Linked DNA regions of Mus musculus: region 1 is linked to region 2. Evidence: chromatin contacts called from ENCODE POLR2A ChIA-PET data. All regions are on one chromosome and are shown on one strand. Each heading gives the region's core, a stretch centred on a gene start or an enhancer-like site at or near the end of the contact. The rest is flanking DNA. Distances are from core to core; before and after follow the strand shown.

The links. ChIA-PET counts read pairs that join two places held with the same protein, here RNA polymerase II (POLR2A).
Region 1: POLR2A ChIA-PET joins it to region 2 with 17 read pairs in embryonic stem cell. The contact joins the promoter of Ccdc84 here to the promoter of C2cd2l in region 2. POLR2A ChIA-PET finds 5 or more read pairs at or near these places in 5 of 5 experiments (Patski and embryonic stem cell).

The regions. Positions count from the first base shown.
Region 1 is chr9:44,415,168-44,419,864 of GRCm38, forward strand. Ccdc84 (coiled-coil domain containing 84) reads right to left here and starts at 2,902. Exons shown (of 11, transcript NM_201372.4): 1 at 2,702-2,902; 2 at 2,466-2,629; 3 at 1,944-2,042. The coding sequence starts at 2,821.
Region 2 is chr9:44,318,700-44,323,887 of GRCm38, forward strand. C2cd2l (C2 calcium-dependent domain containing 2-like) reads right to left here and starts at 1,583. Exons shown (of 14, transcript NM_027909.2): 1 at 836-1,583. The coding sequence starts at 1,189.

The DNA.
Region 1 (4,697 bases), core at 1,652-4,151, 98 kb after region 2:
GGTGTAACACAGCTGCCTGTAACTCCAGATCCAGGAAACTACCACCTCTGGTCTCCCAAGGACACGAGAACTCACACACAATACCCCAATTATTAAAAATAAAAAATAATGGATCACAGGGCCCCCAATGGAGGAGCTAGAGAAAGTACCCAAGGAGCTAAAGGGAACTGCAACCCTATAGGTGGAACAACAATATGAACTAACCAGTACCCCGGAGCTCTTGACTCTAGCTGCATATGTATCAAAAGATGGCCTAGTTGGCCATCACTGGAAAGAGAGGCCCATTGGACTTGCAAACTTTATATGCCCCAGTACACAGGAACGCCAGGGCCAAAAAGGGGGAGTGGGTGGGTAGAGGAGTGGGGGGGTGAGTATGGGGGACTTTTGGGATAGCATTGGGAAATGTAAATGAGGAAAATACCTAATAAAAAAATAAATTAAAAAAAATAAAAAAATAATGGCTGGAGAGATGGCTCAGAGGTTAAGAACACTTGATATTCTTGGAGAGGACCTGGTTTTGGTTTTTAGCACCCAAATGGTGGCTCACAACTGTGTAACTCCAGTTCTAGGGCATGTGACATCCTCTTCTGGCCTCTGCAGGCACTACATGCGTATGGCATATATACATACAATTCAGGCAAGACATTCCTACACAGAAAGGCTTAACTAATACCCCCACTGAGAAAGTGGAAGATATTAAGATTGAAGCTAGCATGGATTATATAATGAGATCCTGTCTCAAAACAGAGCTAGGCAATCCTGTCTTGGTTCAGGGCACTTGTATGCTTTTTCACACCTTGCCTTTTCTTTCCCTTACTTAGAAGGAGGAGTCAAATGTGGTAGTACTCGACTTTAGTCCCAGCACTCAGGAGGCAGAGGCAGGCAAATCTCTGTGAGTTCAAGGCCAGCCTGATCTACAGAGAAAGCCAGGACGATACAAAGAGACCCTGCCTCAAAAAACAAACAAACAAACAAACACAAAACCAACTAACCAAACAAACAGCAATTCATTACCCTCAATAGTAAGTTTTTATCTATCTTTATTCACTAATCAAAAATCCTATGATGGAGGCTGGAGAAACGGCTCAGAGGTGCAGTGCACTAGCTGATCTTTAAACACCTATATTTACGCATCCATATGGACACTCACAACATTCTGTGACTCCAGTTATGCAGGATCATACGCCCTCTTGACCTCTGAGCCTAGCAGTCCTCCTGCCTCAGCCTTCTAAACACCTGGGACTAGAGGCCTACAGCGCCATAACCCAGCCATCACATCTTTAGTGTGCTCTGTTCACTACAGAAGTTGGAGGGTATATTGATAAAAAGTACCATGAAAACACTAGATAGCAGTAGATTATAAGGAAATCCCTGCTGGACTTTGCAATACATTTACTTATTTTTGGTGTTCTGAAACATAACCACATGTGCTGGCCTGGACCTTAACCTGGTTCAGCTGGGTACTAGAGCTATAAATGGTCACCAACACACTGGAGTTGAGTTTCCCCAATTAGTTCTTGTTTTGAGATAAGGTTCTGTCTGTAGCCTCAACTGGCTTTGGCTGCTCAAGGATCCATTCTTTGCTTCCCTAGTCCTGGGGTTACATATGTGGACCATCACACTCCCTCAGAACTCCCCAATTTAAAGAAGCTCTCGTGGGGCTGGTGAGATGGCTCACCCGACTGCTCTTCCGAAGGTCCGGAGTTCAAATCCCAGCAACCACATGTTGGCTCACAACCATCCGTAACGAGATCTGACTCCCTCTTCTGGAGTGTCTGAAGACAGCTACAGTGTACTTACATATAATAAATAAATAAATAAATAAATCTAAAAAAAAAAAAAAAAAAAAAAAAGAATGGCATAAAAAAAACCACTTTAAAAAAAAAAAAAAGAAGCTCTTGTGCCTGACAAAGACCTGGATAACTCACGAACACGTAACTCACCGTGCATAATCCTGGGGGGAGATCAGAAACTTCTCTTTCATCTGGGCATTGGCCTTGTTCTCCCACCAGAATTTGTTGGTGGCTTTCTTGTGCTCTGGGCTGAGAATGGAGAGAAAGAGTAATCGTAGCTAGTCATTAAGAGAGTAAAACTGTACCGAATGTCAGAGCACTAGGTAAGTAATGCAGATTGGCCATTGGGTTGCTTCTGTGGGCTTGGCAGAGAGAAGAGGATTGTTTATACCAACCTCTTCAAGACCTCTATCTTGGGACTCCTTTCTTCCAATAAAGTGTGTGGTGGTGGTGAGAGGAGAGCAACCTGGCTTTTCTAGAAAGATCACCCACACCACTGGGACCGTGGAAGGGCTAAGATCCACTAAACTCCACGGTTGGCCAGGTAGTTCAGTCCATAACCCAACTAAGTCACAAAGTCGACCTTCCTTCTCCCCAATTTCAACTTCCCATGCCACACGTGTGTACAACTCTCTGTCTGTACGGGGGAGGTGGGTGTTTTCCAGTTGTCACCTGGCCAGATGTTCCAGCAGACCCCCGTGTAGCACTGTCAGGTTGCCATGGCTCAGGTGTTTTCGCACTTCGCAGCCACAGCACGGGCACCAACAGCACCGATCGTGCTCGGGGACATAGCGCTCCACCTGGGCGGCGCGGACGGCCCGGCGGGCGGCCTCCACCTGCAGGACAGAAGCCAGCTAGGACCCTGAAACCAGCCCACATTCCTGGCCTCCCCAGCCCCGGGTCCGCACCTGCGGTAGAAGCCGCTCCAGAGCCCCCTTCAACTGCCGCTGGTGCTTGTGGCTGTAGACGTGACCGCGACCACAGAAGAAAGTTTGCCGACACAGAGGACATCGCTGCGGTGGCGCCATAGACCCAGGACCCGGGAACACCCACACAGCGGCGGCTCGTCACCACCCACTGACCCCTGACCCTTCCGGGCCGGACGGGGCGGGGCGACCTAGGAGCTCCCGGTTCCCCTAGAGGCAGTAGGCGCTATTGCAATCCGTTCTGCGGCTGCGCGGAATATTCACTCCGGGCCCCCACCTCCCACGCACCCGCAGAAAACCCGGCAGCTTGTGAAAGAACGAGAAAGAATGCACGCCAGTTAGGACCTCAGATCGCACACTTTCAGGCGTTGACAAAGACCCAGTTTAGCGTAACAACGCAGAACTGGTAATTTCAGGGCGCACACTGTGACCCCGTGCTTTGTGCTAATGACCTCACCGAATCCTCACGTCGATGCTTTGTGGTGTGAGATTATTGGCATTTTACACATGGGAAAAAAAAAATCTACTCCTGAAGAAATGAGGACCTCTGAGGAAAGCTAGAGAGGTGTATTAAGCAGCCCCTCCAGCTTCCCTGAGACCTGCAGGGGTCTAAGTCACTGTGATATTCTTTTTTTTTTTTTGGTTTTTCGAGGAAGGGTCCTGGAGCTCACTTTGTAGACCAGTCTGGCCTCGAAATCAGAAATCCGCCTGGCTCTGCCTCCCAAGTGCTGGGGTTAAAGGCGTGTGCCACCACTGCCCGGCAGACTGTGATATTCTTAATTTTCAAAGGTGTTCTGCACAAGAATATTCTCTGTAAGTCATTTCTCCGAGCATTGGCTGGGAAATCTAATTCTGAAAACTTGAATGGTTACAGTGAATCATGCTCTATCGCCATTACAAGAATAATGTCATACGCCGCCCAGGTCAGACCCAATATGTTTTTCCCCATTTGTTCCAAAGTTGCTCAAAGCAGTCTGCTCCCAAGGTCTCTGCAATTAAGCTTACTTGATAGTATTTTCCTGCCAGTCTCCTCTACCAAATGCTCATTTCCCACCTGAACTTGGCTTGTGTGAAACAAAACCCAGCATCTTTACAATTAAGTTCCTTGAGTGGCCAGGTTTCCAGCGCCTGCATATACAGGTAGTCAAGCCCCACCCGGCAGGAAGGAAAAAAAAATCCTGTATTAGGCTTCAAAATCCTACCAATCCCTGAGTTTGTCCCAAAAAAATCAGACTATAGAATTCCACCAATCACTGAGTTTACCCTAAAAACATGCCACAGAATTCCACCAATCACTGAGCTTGCTCCTAGAGCAGGTCACAAAATTCCACCAATCCAGGAGTTTGCCCAAGATCAGACCATAAAATCCCACCAATCAAAAACTACCCTGGAAAGTGCCCCGCCAATCCCATTCTATATTATGCTTGCCTCGTATGTGGTTCCTTGCTGCTTTTTGCCTGGGTAGAGACGATCTTTTTCTTGTATCTTTCCCAATGCATCTCTTGTGTGAGGCGGTACTTTGTAGGATCCCTAGGCTCCCGACGACTGAACTTGGATCTTCGCAACAGCAGGTGCTCTTCACCACTGAACCATCTGTCCGGCATGAGTGTGCTCTCATTCTCTCCCTCCCCTTTTACCAAGATTTTGCACCTGAGCTAGCCTCTTACCTCACAAAGATCCTCCCGCTTCAGCCTCTGAGTGCTGCAGTTCTAAATGTAAGCAACAATGCTCAGGTTTTTGTAGTTTTTAATTGTTATTTTATGTATATGTGTGCTACATGAAAGCTTAGTGCCCTTGGAGGGCACAAGAGGGCATCAATTCTCCTGGAACTGTAATTACACACTGAGTGATAAGTTTTTCTCCACCAAAGAAATAAGCCAGTTCACACCGGGCGTGGTGGCGCACACCTTTAGTCCAAGCACTCGGGAGGCAGAGGCAGGCGGATTTCTGAGTCTACAAAGTGAGTTCCAGGACAGCC
Region 2 (5,188 bases), core at 333-2,832:
CAGGAGAACTTCTTGGGGGCCACTTCAGTCTCTAGGCATCTGGATTAATAGGGCAAAGCCTCCAAGCTCTTATGGCTGGAAACAGAGAAAGACCTGTTTCCACAAGGAGCTGATAGTCTGATGGCCAGGAAGGGAAATGGTCCAGAAATGGGAGACCTCTGCCTTCCACCCAACCTCAGTCTCATGACTCTGATTCCTGCCCACTTCCTGGGAGGCCAGATGCCCAGGGTGCAACGGGTGGAGGTGGCTGGCTGCTCTGGTTTATGAGCGACCCTGAAGGGGCAGCCCAAGTTCATGCATTAGAAAGGACGCAGGTTATCAATATGCCCTTTAACTAAACTACTTTCCTTTAACACTACACTGCAGGCCAGCCTGGAGGACTGTAGTAGTGAAATTACTAAAATATGGAGAGATGATTCAGTTACCGTGGGGGCTCTACCTGACCACCAGGGTTTGGGAGCCTGAAATCTTAACTGGGTGTGGTGGCATGAGGACCAGGCAAATTCCTTCTGCAGGTGCACCTGTCTCCCTTGGCCCAACCAGGCCAGTCTAGGCGGAAGTGCCCTAAGGCACACGGATTAGCGTTGCTATGAGAACAGTAACTTGTGCTGGGTTTAGAACCAGAGTACCTTGCTCACAAAAATAGAAAATTTGGTATATAACTGGACTTCTTTACAAGCCCCAGTCTAACCTGCACGCTCTTCTCTGATCTGAAAGAGAAAGCTGGAGGGTTCTCCAGTTGATCCCCAGCTCTAATCCAGCCCTCCTAACATGAGCAAGCTCTTCCCTAGAAGGCAAAGCTGAAGGGACGACACAGGGGCTCAGTGCAACTCACCCCGTCCCTGCAGGCCTGCTCATTCAAGGCTCGCACCCAAGCCCGTTGCCAGTTCTCCCGGAAAGACTTGAAGGCAAAGAGCGAAGCCAGGAGGCCCCGTACGCCGGCTTCCTCGGGGGTGCTGGTCCGGGTCGCCCGCAAACGCAGCAGCGAACGCCACACACCCAGCTCGCGCAGTGAACCCCCGGGCTCAGCAGCTGAGGCAGGTCGGGAGTCTCGGCCCCCATCGGCTCGCGACAGCCACAAACCCCGGGCATACTGCAGCATCCAGCCCAATACCGTGATCAGCGAGGCGGCGAAGAGAACCAGCAGGGCCGCCCAGCCCACATCCCGCTGCCCCCAGTCCGGATCCATGCTCCCGCGGGCTCGGGTCCCGGCTCGGGTTCAGCCGCTGCCCCGGGGGAGCATGGCCCGGATGGACCGTGGGGCGTGGGCGAGCTCCCCCGGGGCTGAGCGCGCGGGCTCCGGGGCTCTCCGGCGCCGCCGAGATTCCAGGACCAGTGGGTGCCACGGATGGAGAAGAGGTCCTCCGGGGTCGCGACGCTCGAGCTCTGTCTCCGTAGCCAGAGATCTGGATCCCTAACACCGGCGGTGTGACCCCAGCTAGGTTCCAGCTATCACCCGATTCCTCCCACGGCGTGGGGCCCCGCCGGACCCGGGCAGGGACCAGCCTGCAGAGATACCGGGGCTCGCGGGCCGGCACCGGCTCCGGGAGGGCTGCGTGCGCAGAACTGACACTGACAACACCGCCGGCGCCCCGCCCCCACCCGCCCTTAAAGGAGCCGCGCCCTCACCGGGCGGGGCTGAGCTAACCCGCCGCTCAGAGCTAGAGGAGGGTGGAGTGGGGGAGGGTTGAGTTGCACACGTAGAGGATTCCGGGATGAGAATAGGCGGAGTCTTTAGCTGTTCCGCCCCGTCCTGAAATCCCTGTGCACCCCTTCAGTACCAGGCAAGGGAACTTCACTTATCTGAGATGACGCCTGGTTCTCCCTACGTTTCTTAGATTTCTATGGGTTGGACGCCTGTAGGTTAAAAATTAGTCCCTGTGGAAATCACCACTCACTTTTAACACCTCCTGGCTCAGCAGCTTCTGGTCTTACTCCTTGACTGAAGCTAGCTAGGCACTGGGTGAAGAGGGAGTAAGGTGTCCCTCCCAGATAGAAGTGCCTGACAAAACCCAGCTAATGTCAACGGCGGCGAGAAAAATGAAGCTTAACGTGATAAAGGTTGGGAATAGAACACTACCATCGTCCTCCTTCCCCTTGGAGCTAGGATTCAGGAACCCCCTATTAACCTTGCTTGCGTGGGTTTGTTCTCGAGATATTTCCCAAGCCCAAGGCTGAGTCTGTTTTTAAAAATAATACATTTCCATAGTAACAGCTCCTGCCTGTGGAGCACGTGTAGAAGGGATGGCAATGAAAAGGGGAGCTAGCATTGTAGCACTGGACTATCAATAGATTTGGTCAAAAGTCTCTCATCCAAATATGTGGCATCCCGTGTAGTGCCACCTGACTGTCGTCCTAGCTACTTAGGAGGCTGAAACAGGGTGATACCTTTGCCAAGGAGTTTGAAACCAGCCTGGGTGAGAGCGCATCACAACCAAACCCCATCCCACACACCAAATATGTAATATCCCAGCCAACTCCGAAGAAATGGTGTTCCAGGAAGACTGCACAATTTACAACCTCTGGATGTACCCTTTTCTCTAGATCCTCATAAGATTGGAGCTCATCTTTGTTTCTTGGGGCCAGGGGAAGGTATCTATAAAAAAAGATTAGGGGCAATTCTTTTCTCAAGAGACATATATATGGTGAGGTGTCTGACACAATTTCTTCTGCGCACAAGATAGGATGTGATGTTAAATATCTTTCAAATCCATTTGTCTAAGGAACAAGCCCATGAGAGTAAACAATATAAGGTCTAGGGGTAGGTAAAAAAAAAAAAAAATGGCTGTCAGCAACAGAGCTGTCTGATCTAGAAGAGGAAAGGGTATGTAGCTTGAGATAGCCTGATTTTACTGCAAGGGGTGATAGACAGAGGTGAGATTGTGAGGCAACATTGCTGTGACCCTAACCATCCACAGCGAGCTCCAAAACTAATGGAGATCACTAGAATCTCCATCATTAATCTAGGAACAGAAGACATGGAGCCAAGGAAGGAGAGAACGCTGGGATATAACCTAGGAGAAAGGAGTCAGCAGGAAGAAAATCCATGTTCAAGGAACCCAGTGATGCAGGAAATTGTCGTAATGCAAGGTTCTTCTCCACCAAGATTCCTTCCTGAGGAACGCTGGTTCTTCTCCTCTGCAGAACTCTCTTCTCTGGCAGTGAGTGGGAGGGCTCACCTGTATGCCCCGCTCTATGAAGGCTAAGTAAGGACTGAATTCAAGGTCAGCCTGGAATATACAGGAAAGCCAGGCATGGTGGTGTATCCCTTTAGTTCCAGAGCTTGGTCAGGGAGGGGGCAGAGGCAGGCTGATCTCTATTACTTGAAGGCAGCCTGGTCTAAATAGTGAGTTCTAGGCCAGTTAAAGCTATACATTAACACCTTGTGTCAAAAAAAAAAAAAAAAAGAGTCCGTTATCTACAATCTTAGGCTTATTTCTTCAATTTTTTCACTGGACACTTGGTCCTGTTCTTCCAGATCCAGCTGGATCTCTCTGGTTTCCACATCTCTCTTCCACCAATTACTTAGCCTTTGGGCACTTATTTCATTTTGCTTTATGGTTTAGCTGAGTGTTTATATGAGCGCGTTGTTTAACTCATCAGGAAACTCAGACTAGAACTGATGTCCCAATCATCTCTCTTCCTCTCAACGAATGTATCTCAATTATGCTGAGTTATTCTGTGAAGGAAGCAACTCAGTTCTTCTTATCCTTGTGTTCCCTACATCACTTAGGAGAGTCTTACACCATAGAGATTTTCCAGTGGTCACGTTTTTCTTGTTTTGCTTTTGTTTTCTGGAACAGGGTCTCACTGGCTGGCTTGGAACTCACTATGTAGATCAGGCTGCTCTTGACCTCATAGAGATCCCCCTGCCTCTGCCTCTCAAATGCTGGGATTGAAAAGGTGTACCATATACCCCTACCTCAGTTATCTAGGAGCTTGAAGCCTAGCTCAATTGGTAAAGTGCTGGCTTAGCAGAAACAAAGGCCTGAGTTTGACCGCCAGCGTCACATAAACTAGGCATGGTGGTACACACCTGTAACTCACCCCACAGGAAGAGGGGAAACAAGGTAGAAAGATCAGACGTTCAAGGTCAGGCTGGCCATATGGTCTACTTAGTAAATTCAAGCTCAGCCCAGGATATGTAAGAACCCCTCTTAAGATGTCTCAATGGAAAATAGTCTGATAGGGTTTAGGATAGGGCTCAGTGGGAGATGCCTGACCTAACGTGCATGAGACCCTTGGTTCTGCCCCCAGCACTGCAAAAAGAGAAAGGCTGCATCAAGGAGACCTATCTGGCTGGGGAGATGGCTCAGCGGTTAAGAGCACCAACTGCTTTCCCAGAGGTCCTGAGTTCAAATCCCAGCAACCACATGGTGGCTCCCAGCCATTTGTAATGGGATCTGATGCCCTTTTCTGGTGTGTCTGAAGGACAACTACAGTGTACTCATATACATAAAATAAATAAAATCTTTTAAAAAGGAAGAAAGGAGGAAAGAAAAAAGGAGACCTACTGAAGTTAGGACCTCAGTGACTGAGACTCAGCCTCAGAAGCGAGCTTCCCTTTGGACAGGGCATGGTGGCTCGCACCTATGATCTCAGTATGCCCATGGGAAGCAGAGGCAGGAGATTTTGAGTTCAAGACCAATTTAAACTACATAGAGAGACCCAGGCTCAAACAAACAACAAACAAAAATGAAATCAGAAAAGACATCTACTACAAAGGGAATATTAGGACCAAATATCATGAGCTGTATAAAACCGAGTTAATGATTACCACTCATTTGAAATTTCAGGTTGACCTGACGTTTTGTAAGGTCATTTTGACCTAGCTCTTAAAAGAGGAAAAACAGTATCATTTGAATCCATACTTTTCTTCCTTTATTTGTAGTACTATTTGGAATCTCTGCCCTGTTCAGAAATATCTGGTCATCTTTTTCAACTTCTCTAGAATTCCTGTTGTCAGTCAAGTTTAAGAAGCAGGATGTGGGGCTGGGGAGATGGCTCAGTGGTTGAGAGCAACTGTCTACTCTTCCAGAGGTCCTGAGTTCAATTCCCAGTAACCACATAGTGGCTCACAACCATCTATCCTGGGATCTGATGCCCTCTTCTGGCATGCAGGTGTACATACAGATAGAGCACTCATTTACATAAAATAAATCTTAAAAAAAAAAAAAAAAAAAAAAAA